Linked DNA regions of Homo sapiens: region 1 is linked to region 2. A link is an interaction called in ENCODE POLR2A ChIA-PET data of the cell type or tissue named here. Cell type or tissue: HepG2. All regions are shown on one strand. Each heading gives the region's core, and the rest is flanking DNA. Links, peaks and the distances in the headings are about the cores only.

Evidence for each region. ChIA-PET counts read pairs that join two places held together with the same protein. Peaks named below come from ENCODE experiments on the same cell type or tissue, not always from the same donor. Only the 100,000 strongest peaks of a DNase experiment are listed, where the experiment ranks them.
Region 1: POLR2A ChIA-PET joins it to region 2 with 5 read pairs; 2 of 35 experiments call an interaction of 5 or more read pairs at or near these places.

Annotation. Positions count from the first base shown.
Region 1 is chr2:120,147,516-120,152,902 of GRCh38, forward strand. The region is part of intron 20 of EPB41L5 (erythrocyte membrane protein band 4.1 like 5); the gene reads left to right. Among named protein-coding and RNA genes, the nearest start is that of TMEM185B, 73 kb to the right of the region's middle. In HepG2, for the core only: no CTCF peak of the experiment used is centred there; DNase peaks (open chromatin) are centred at 2,596 and 2,886.
Region 2 is chr2:120,064,824-120,070,210 of GRCh38, forward strand. All of the region lies in intron 3 of EPB41L5 (erythrocyte membrane protein band 4.1 like 5), which reads left to right. Among named protein-coding and RNA genes, the nearest start is that of EPB41L5, 54 kb to the left of the region's middle. RefSeq lists an enhancer at 3,456-4,043. In HepG2, for the core only: no CTCF peak of the experiment used is centred there; a DNase peak (open chromatin) is centred at 2,548; H3K4me3 peaks cover 668 bases.

The DNA of each region.
Region 1 (5,387 bases), core at 253-5,252, 83 kb after region 2:
TGGGGAGGCCAAGACAGGAGAATTGCTTGAACCCAGGAGGCAGAGGTTGCAGTGAGCCGTGATCGTGCCACTGCACTCCAGCGTGGGCAACAGAGCGAAACTCTGTCTCAAAAAAAAAAAAAAAAAAAAAAGGAAAGAAAATTCTGATAACCACTGTTAGTAATAACATTTTTAGTACTATTGTTATTATTGAAGTCTTTCAGAATAAAATTTTTTGTTTGCCAGGAGAAGGGTAATGGGAACAGGACTGCCCAATGTTCATCAGAAGTTTCATTGAACTCTTGAAGCTGGAAAGAGCCTAGAGCATACATGCAGATTTATTTTTCTAAATGCCTGTTCATATTTTGAAGAATCTATTTTTCCCCTAGGATTTCAAATGCATCCTTTGAAATATACTAGGTTCTTATATAAACATGGGTGTATTTCTAGATCTTTTCCTTCTCTTTTAATCTATTTTCCCCATGCTATACAACACTGTTCTGTTTTACTGTACCTCCTTTTTGAAAATGCAGTATTTTAGGCACAGAGACACTATGGAGAAGTATATAATATACTGTATATAGTATACCTGTATACCAAATATCAAGCTTTGTCACATCTTAACATTTTACCATAATAGATTTAGATCATTTTTCTTTCTTTTTTTTACTGACATAATTCACATACCACAAAATTCACTCTTTAAAAATACACAATTCAGTAATTTTACAAAATTGTGCAACCATTACCACTATAATAAATTCTAGAACATTGTTTGAGAATGTTCTAGAAACACCATAGGTCTAGAAACTCCTTACCCTCACTCCTTACCCTTTCCAGACCTTAGGTAAGGTAGAAACCTTCATACTCACTATAATACTCATCCTAGTTCTCATATATACTCATCCTCATTCTACCTTACCTAAGGTCTTCATACTCACTAGGATGAGTATTATAGTGAGTATGAAGGTTTCTACCTTACCTAAAGTCTGCAAACACTTTACCCATTAGCAGTCACTCCATATTCTGCTTCTTGCCCAGCACCTGGCAACCACTAATCTACTTTGTCTCTGTGGATTTACCTACTCTGGACAGTTTATGTCAATGGAATTATACGTGTCCTTTTGTGTCTGGCTTCTTACATTCAACGTAATATTTTCCAGATTTGTCCATATTGTAGCATATGTTGGTACTTTGTCCCTCCTTATGGCTAAATAATATTTCATTATATAGATATACAACATTTATTTATCCATATATCAGTTGATGGACATTTGAATTGTTTCCACTCTTTAGCTATTGTGAACAAAGCTAGACGTGAATATTTGCATACAAATTTTTTTTTGTAAATATACTTTCAGTTCTCCTTAGTATATACCTAGGAGTAACACCATTTCTCCTCAGTCATATGGTAACTCTATATTTAACTTTCTTAAGAACTGCCAAATGTCTTCCAAAATGGCCGTAACATTTTTCATTCTTACCAGCAATGTATGAGGATTCCAATTTCTCCGTGTCATTGACAGTGCTTATTATTCTCCTTGTTTATTATACTCATCCTAGTGAGTATAAAGTGTGTCTCATCTCATTGTGGTTTGATTTGCATTTACCTAAGGACTAATGATGTTGAACATCCTTTCGTGTATGTCTATTTGGAGAAATGTCTATTCAGATCATTTATTTTTGTAGTAACAGCTTCATTGATAAATTTGATTCAAATACCACACAATTCATCCATTTAAAGTGTGCAATTCAATAGTTTTTGGTACATTTTTGTACATTTAGTACATTCTGTATTTAGTACATACAACCACCATCAGTAACAAATTTCAGAATATTTTCGTCACCTCAAAAAGAAATCCCCTGCTCTTTAACTGTAACCCCATCTACCCTGCACTGCCTTTCCCCTAACCCTGAGGAAGTACTTTTCTACTTTCTGTCTCTATAGATTTACCTATCTGGACATTTCATATAAATGATACTCTGTAATATGAGGTCTTTTGTGTCTGGCTTCTTTCACTTAGCATAATGTTTCCAGGGTCATCCATACTGTACTATTATGTATCAGGACTTTATTTCCTTTTATGGCTGTATAATATTTCATTGTATGGATATACCACAGTTTGTTTATTCATCTGTTGATAGACATTTAGATTGTTTCCACCTTTTGACTGTTAGGAATATTGCAGCTATGAATAGTCATGTACAATTTTGTGTTTGAACACCTGTTTTTCAGTTACACATCTAGAGTAGAATTCCGGAGTCATACGGTAATTCTGCTTTTAACCTTTTAAGGAACTGCCAAACTGTTTTCTACAACCACTGCACCATTTTCTATTTCTCCCAGTAATGAGTGAGGGTTTTTATTTCTTTACACTCTCATGGTATTTCACTGTACTTTTTTTTTTTTTTTTTTTTGAGACAGGGTCTTGCTCTGTCACCCAGGTTGGAGTGCAGTGGCACAAGCACAACTCATTGCAGCCTCAAACTTAGGCTCAAACGATCCTCCCACCTGAGCTTCCTTAGTAGCAGGGACTACAGGCACATGCCACCATGCTCGGCTAAGTTTTTTTTCATTTCTGGGAGAGACAAGGTGTCACTGTGTTGCCCAGGCTGGTCTTCGAACTCCTGAGCTCAAGCGAGCCTCCCATCCCAGCCTTCCAAAGTGCTGAAATTACAGGTGGGAGCCACCACACCCAGCCTCAGTGTACTTTTGATTTGCATTTCTCTAATGATTAAGAATGTTGGGGATTTTTTCATGTGTTTGTTGGCCATTCGTGTAACTTCTTTGGATAAATGTCTATTCAAGTCCTTTGCTCATTTTTTATTTTATTTTCTTATTTTTTAGAGACATTATTGCTCAATCACCCAGGCTGGAATGCAGTGGCACAATCATAGCTCACTGTAACCTTGAACTCCTGGGCTTAAGTGATCCTCCTGCCTCAGCCCTCTGAGTAGCTAGGATTACAGGCACACACCACCCTGCCCAGCTAATTTAAAAAAAAAAAGTTTATTTTATTTTATTTTTTTAGAGATGGGGTCTCACTAAGTTGCTCAGACTGGTCTCAAGCTCCTAGCCTCAGGCAATCCTCTTACCTTGGCCCTAAAAAGTGTTGGGATTACAGGTGTGACCTACTGTGCCTGCCCACCCCATTTATTTTTATTTCTTTTTTTTTTCTAATCCCATGACAGATTACCCATTTTTAAATTGGGTTTACTTTATTGTTGAATTGTAGGAGTCCTTGATTGAATATCAATTCTTAATACTAGACTCTTACCGAATACATGATTTGAAAATATTTTTTCCCATTCTGTGGATTGTCTTTTCACTTTCTTAGTGATCAGCCTTTTGATGCATAAAAATTCTTTGTTTTGACGAAGTCTAATTTATCTACTTTTCTTAGGTTGTCTGTGCTTTTAGTGTTTTATATAAGAAACCATTGTGAAATTCAAGATCATAATGATTAACAGTTGCATAGCTTTGGCTAGAACTTCCAGTATAGGAAACATATTTAGATCTTCTGTCTATTTTCAGTTAATTTTTTCAGCTGGGCATGGTGGCTTATGCCTGTAATCCAGGCTGATGTGGGAGTATTGCTTGAGCCCAGGAGTTCGAGACCACCCTGGCTAACACAGTGAAACCCTGTCTCTACTCAAAATACAAAAAATTAGCCGGGTGCCTGTAGTCCCAGCTACTCGGGAGGCTAAGGCAGGAGAATGGCGTGAACCTGGGAGGCGGAGCTTGCAGTGAGCCGAGATCACGCCACTGCACTCCAGCCTGGGCGACGGAGCGAGACTCCATCTCAAAAAATAATAATAATAATAATAATGCAGAAAAAAACCTATTAGATCTAATAAACTCAGCACAGTTGCAGAATACAAGATAAATACACAAAAATCAGTTGTATTTCTATACACTAGCAGTGAACAGTTTGAAAACAAAATTAACAACTATGTTACAACAGCATAAAAGATTTAAAAACCTAGGAAACAATTTAACCAAGGAGGCAAAAGACTTGTACACTGAAAACTACAAAACACCACTGACCTCATGATCCACCCACCTCGGCCTCCCAAAGTGCTGGGATTACAGGCAGGAGCCACTGCGTCTGGCCCTTTTTTTTTTTTTTTTTTTTTTAAAGACGGAGTCTTGCTCTTGTCACCCAGGCTGGAATGCAATGGCGCGATTTTGGTTCACTGCAGCCTCTGCCTCCTGGGTTCAAGCGATTCTCCTGCCTCACCCTCCTGAGTAGCTGGGATTACAGGCACCTGCCACCATGCCCAGCTAATTTTTGTATTTTTAGTAGAGATGGGGTTTTACCATGTTGGCCAGGCTAATCTTGAACTCCTGATCTCAGGTAATCGGCCCGCCTCGGCCTCCCAAAGTGCTGAGATGACAAGTGTGAGCCACCACACCCAGCTGGTTTTTTCTGCATTCTATAAGATTTTCTATATACATGATTATGGCATCTGTGAATAGCGATAGTTTTACTTCCTTATTTCCAGTTGGGAAGTTTTTATTTCTTTTTCTTACCTGATTGCTTTGGCTAGAACTTCCAGTACAGTGTTGAACAGAAGAGACAAAAACTGACATTCTTATTTTATTCCTGAAAGGGATAAAGGGAAAGCTTTCAGTCTTTCACCATTGAGTGTTGTGTGTATGTTTTTCATATATGCCCTTTACCATACTGTGGAAATTCCATTCTATTCTGTTTGTTTTTATCATGAAAAAGTGTTGCATTTTTGTTATATGCTTTTTCTGCATCAGTTGAGATGCTCATCAATTGAGATTTTTTCCTTCTTTCTGTTAATATGGTGTGGTTTTCTGATGTTGAACCACTCTTGTGAACTTCTAGAACAAATCCTACTTGGTCATGTTATATAAGCTTTTTAATATTCTTCTCGATGCAGTTTGATAACATTTTTTTTAGGACTTTTGTATATATATTCATCAGGGATATTGGTCTGTAGGTTTCTCCAACTCCTGGCCTTAAGCAGTACTTCTACCTCAGCCTCCCAAATTGCTGGGGATTATAGCTGTGAGCCACCATGCCTGGCTGGTTTGTAATTTTCTTACAATGTCTTTATTTGACTTTGGTGACAGGGCAATAGTGTTGGCCTCATAGCATGATTTAGGAAGTGTTCCTTCTTCTGCTGTGTTTTGGAAGAGATTGAGAAGGATTATTGTTAATTCTTTAAATATTTGGTAGAATTCACCAGTGAAGCTATGGTCCTGGGCTTTTCTTTGTTGGAAAGTTTTTGATTACTGATTCAATCTCTTTACTTGTTGTAAGTCTATTCAGATTTTCCATTTCGTCTTAAGTCAGTTTTGGTAATTTGTTTTCAGGAATGTTTGCATTTCACCTAGGTGATTTAATTTACTGGAGTAAATTGCTCATAGTATTTTC
Region 2 (5,387 bases), core at 152-5,151:
GTCTCTGAGGCCTGAATTTTCCAGGCCTCGGTCTTGGAATGTGGAGGAGATGAAAGAAAACAGACTTGAGAATATGCAAACATGAACCCAGACCTTTCCCAGAAGAACATCACCCAGAACTCCCACAGCTCCTAAATCTCACTTTAACATGTGTTTGATGCTTTATCTGAGTTTTGGGTCATCTTAAGGGAGTGCAGGTATTAGAAACTATTATATATAAGTAGAAAAGAGATGAAAATGCCTGCCTGGAAGATAACTATGATCCTTTTTCTCACTAGGGTGATTTTATGTTTATTTATGTACTTACATTTTAGAGATGGGGTCTTGTTCTGTCGCCCAGGCTGGAGTACAGTATCATAGTTCCCTTGAAGCCCCAAACTACTGGACTCAAGCAGCCCTCTCGCCTCAGCCTCCCAAATAACTGGGGGACTGTAGGCATATGCCACCATGCTCAGCTAATTAAAAAAAAATTTTTTTTTTTGGAGACCGGTCTTACTATGTTGCCCAGGTTGGTCTCAAACTCCTGGCCTCAAACGATGCCCCTGCCTTAGCCTCCTGAGTAGCTATGATTATAAGCAAGAGCTACTGTGACAAGTTAGACTAGAAAGGTATATTTGTGAGACTAGTCCTAAATAGTTTTAAACAGGGAGAAATTTAAGTTATAACTGTCTAAGAAAGACTTTAGATTGTTCTTTTTTTTTTTTTTTGAGATGGAGTCTCGCTCACTCTGTCACCCAGACTGGAGTGCAGTGGCGCAATCTTGGCTCACTGCAACCTCTGCCTCCTGGGTTCAAGCGACTCTCATGCCTCAGCCTCCCGAGTAGCTGGGATTACAGGCGCCTGCCACCACGCCCAGCTAATTTTTGTATTTTTAGTAGAGATGGGGTTTCACCATGTTGGCCAGGCTGGTCTGAAACTCCTGACCTCAGGTGATTGCCCGCTTTGGCCTCCCAAAGTGCTGGGATTGCAGGTGTGAGCCACCTTACCCGGCTGAGATTGTTCTTGAAATAGTGTTCTATTTTTTAAAAAATTGTTTTCTTTTTATATCCCTGAAAACTTATTCTGTCAAAATTTATATTTAGCCTATTAATTTTCAGTCCACTGATAATGTTCTTCACTCTGCCAACACACATGTGTGTGCACATACTCACACACTTGAAAAATTTTCTTCTTCCCTGTTTGAGGAAACTCTGGAAGGAATCAAGAGAAACCAGTAACATCTTGGGGAGGAGGAGTGCCTGTGTTATGGGGTGTGGGTAATAGGGGGCAGAGACTGGGGGGAACTGATGACCATATAGTTTTTAATATTACTAAAAAATTAAACCATTTGAATATATTACCTATATAAAACATTAAAATAAGGGGGTCCATGATTATTGCCTTAAGTAATATGTGTTCATTGTGGAGTAAGCGGATAATATAGGAAAGCACAAGGAAGAAAAAAAATCACTCGCAATTTCAACCAGCCGAGAGATAACATCTCTGTTACATTATTATTACAGATTATCTCTGTGAATGAAAATATGTATTTAATAGAAAATTGTATATCTTGACAAAACAATTTATAATGTCTAATAACCTGCCTTTTAAAATTTAACAATGTAAGTAATTTTTCAAATTCTTAAGTATTTGCTTTCATTATTTTTCGTGGATATATAGTGCTCTATTATATTAAAATGCTTTAACCAGTTCACTCTTGTTAGATACATAGGCTGTCCTAATTTTCTTTGATGAAATTTCTTGTAGGTAAATCTACACACATCCATAATGATTTCTAGGTGTAGAATTGCTGGGTTGAAGGCACATAGTTATTTTTGAGACATTATCTACTGTCTAGTCAGATTGCTTCCTGGAAGGGTTGTGCTCATTTGCACTCACTATGGTGGATGAGAGGCTACATGAAATAGTGCCCAGGTGACCAGCCATGGAATATAGGACAACTCCCAGTTCCATGGTTTTGGGGAGAAAATCTGGGGCATGAAAACTAGTTTTTTCTCTTACTCAGTATGTGATTTGCATCAGGCTGTAGTAGGTATTTGTGTCAGTTAAGTCTGGAATATTTGGATATTGGATTTCTGGGCTGGACAGTGATGGATGAACTGTTTACTGCTGTAGGTTGAAGAATTTTCTACTGAAAGAAAATTGAATTGTTTTTTGCTACTGGCAGGCCTAGTGTTCTGTTAATGGAAGGATGCAGACCGGAGCTGTTCCTATTCGGCCATCTTGCCAGCCTAGATTGAAAGATTAAAGATTGCTAGATTGAAATAGGCTTAAAAGTAGATGTCCAACTGAATTTATTAAAAGATGAGAGATGGCACAGTAGCCCGCGCACTTGAAATCTCAAGAAAATATTGCATAGCATTTAAAAAATATTTGCTGAACATTTTATTTAAACATGGAAAGGTATTTTGCTGCCACACTGATAGTTCAGTGAATTGCACTTTTGGATCTTGGAGAATGGAGAGAAGCAGCTAGGCAAATAATTGGCAAGAAAAGTAAACAGTTACAGTGCAGCTTTGTTTACCCACTCTGCCTATCTGCGTTTCTGAAATTGGATTCCTTGGCTCTGTGAACTAGTTAGCCTTCCTTTAGAGTGCTTGGAATTGAAAGCATGTCAGAGAGAACACAGTCACGTATATCTTAGTTGGATGTGTGTGTCCTGTCACTGTTAGGACTTGGTGGCATAAAGGAATTAATAATGAGAAGTGAGCTGGGAATGGTTTATCAGTGGAAATATCTGGAATAGGTTTTTAGGTCTATTTGTGTCATGGACATTTCGAAGTCTCATAGTCACAATGTTAACATTTTTTATTTGTGGAACAAAGACTTCTTTATTTAATAGATAGAACCTTGATTATGAGAAAGATCTAATTTTACTCTGAAGGTTCTTTTAAAGAGTACTACCTCTGAGGAGCATCTGTTTTGTAAAATTTGGGGGACATTGTTTCACCTAATTTTTGGTTATAATCTGCTAATAAATTTTACATTTTATTATAAGAATGAATCAGGCACTGGAATATGGGGATACTTTTTTCTCTAATTTTAACAGTTTTGCAAGAGTCATTTATTTGGGAAAAGTGAGGGAAATAAGGGCAAAATTTAGCATGTCATCCTTGTTACTGAGGGAGCAGAGGAAGTGTTTTAAGAAGTCACATGATGGCTGGCAAGATGGCCGAATAGGAACAGCTCCGGTCTGCAGCTGCCAGTGAGATCAACGTGGAAGGCGGGTGATTTCTGCATTTCCAACTGAGGTACCCAGCTCATCTCATTGGGGCTGGTTAGACAATGGGTGCAGCTCATGGAGGGCAAGCCGAAGCAGAGTAAGGCATCGCCTCATCCGGGAAGCACAAGGGGTCGGGGAACTCCCTCCCCTAGCCAAGAGAAGCCATGAGGGACTGTGCTGTGAGGAACGGTGCATTCCGGCCCAGATACTACGCTTTTCCCATGGTCTTCGCCACCTGCAGACCAGGAGATTCCCTCGGGTGCCTACGCCACAAGGGCCCTGGGTTTCAAGCACAAAACTGGGTGGCCGTTTGGGCAGGCAATGAGCTGGCTGCAGGAAGCCCAGGGGGCCAAGTGGTCTAGCTCAGTGGATCTCACTCCCATGGAGCCCAGCAAGCTAAGATCCACTAGCTTGAAATTCTTGCTGCCAGCACAGCAGTCTGAAGCCGACCTGGGACGCTCAGGCTTGGTGAGGGGAGGGGCGTCCGCCGTTACTGAGGCTTGAGTAGGCGGTTTTCCCCTCACAGTATAAACAAAGCCGCCAGGAAGTTCGGACTGGGCAGAGCCCATGTCATAATGACAGGATCAAATTCACACATATAATATTAACCTTAAATGTAAACGGGCTAAATGTCCCAATTAAAAGACACAGACTGGCAAGTTGGATAAAAAGTCAAGACACCTCGGTGTGCTGTATTTAGGAGACCCATCTCACGGACAAAGACACACGCAGGCTCAAAATAAAGGGAGGGAGGAATATTTACCAAGCAATTGGAACGTTAAAAAAAAAAGCAGGGGTTGGCCAGGCACAGTGGCTCACACTTGTAATCCCAGCACATTGGGAGGCCAAGGCGGGTGGTTCACCGGAGGCTGGGAGTTCGAGACCAGCCTGACCAACATGGAGTAACCCTGTCTCTACTAAAAATTCAAAAATTAGCCGGGTGAGGTTGCGCATGCCTGTAATCCCAGCTACTTGGGAGGCTGAGGCAAGAAAATCTCTTGAATCCAGGATGCAGAGACTGAGGTGAGCCAAGATCATGCCATTGCACTCCAGCCTGGGCAACAAGAGTGAAACTCTGTCTCAAAAAAAAAAAAAAAAAAAAAAAAAAAAAAAAAAAAAAAGCAGGGGTTGCAATCCTAGGCTCTGATAAAACAGACTTTAAACCAACAAAGATCAAAAAAGACAAAGAAGGGCATGGTAAAGGGATCAACGCAACAAGAAGAGCTAACCTAAATATATATGCACCCAAAATAGGAGCACCCAGATTCATAAAGCAAGTTCTTAGAGACCTACAAAGAGACTTAGACTCCCACACATTAATAGTGGGAGACTTTAACACCCCACTGTCAATATTAGAAAGATCAATGAGACAGAAAATTGACAAGGATATTTAGGACTTGAACTCAGCTCTGGACCAAGCAGACCTAATAGACATCTACAGAACTCTCCACCCCAGATCAGCAGAATATACATTCTTCTCATCACTACATCACACTTTAAAATTGACCACATAATTGGAAGTAAAACACTCCTCAGCAAATGTGAAAGAACAGAAGTCATAACAAACAGTCTCTCAGACCACAGTGCAATCAAATTAGAGCTCAGGATTAAAAAACTCACTCAGAATAGCACAACTACATGGGAACTGAACAACCTGGTCCTGAATGACTACTGGGTAAATAATGAAATTAAGGCAGAAATCAGTAAGTTCTTTGAAACCAATGAGATCAAAGACACAATATACCAGAATCTCTGGGACACAGCTAAGCAGTGTTTAGAGGGAAATTTATAGCACTAAATGCCCACAGGAGAAAGCAGGAAAGATCTAAAATCGACACCCTAACGTCACGATTAAAAGAACTAGAGAAGCAAGAGCAATCAAATTCAAAAGCTAGCAGAAGAAATAACTAACAACAGAGCAGAACTGAAGGAGATAGAAACATGAAAAACCCTTCAAAAAATCAATGAATCCAGGAGCTGATTTTTTGTAAAGAGCTCCTGAAGGAAGCTCTATTTTAACAAAATAGATAGACCACTAGCCAGGCTAATAAAGAAGAAAATAGAGAATAATCAAATAGACAATAAAAAATGATAAAATGGAAATCACCACTGATCCCACAGAAATACAAACTACCATCAGAAAATATTGTAAACACCTCTACAC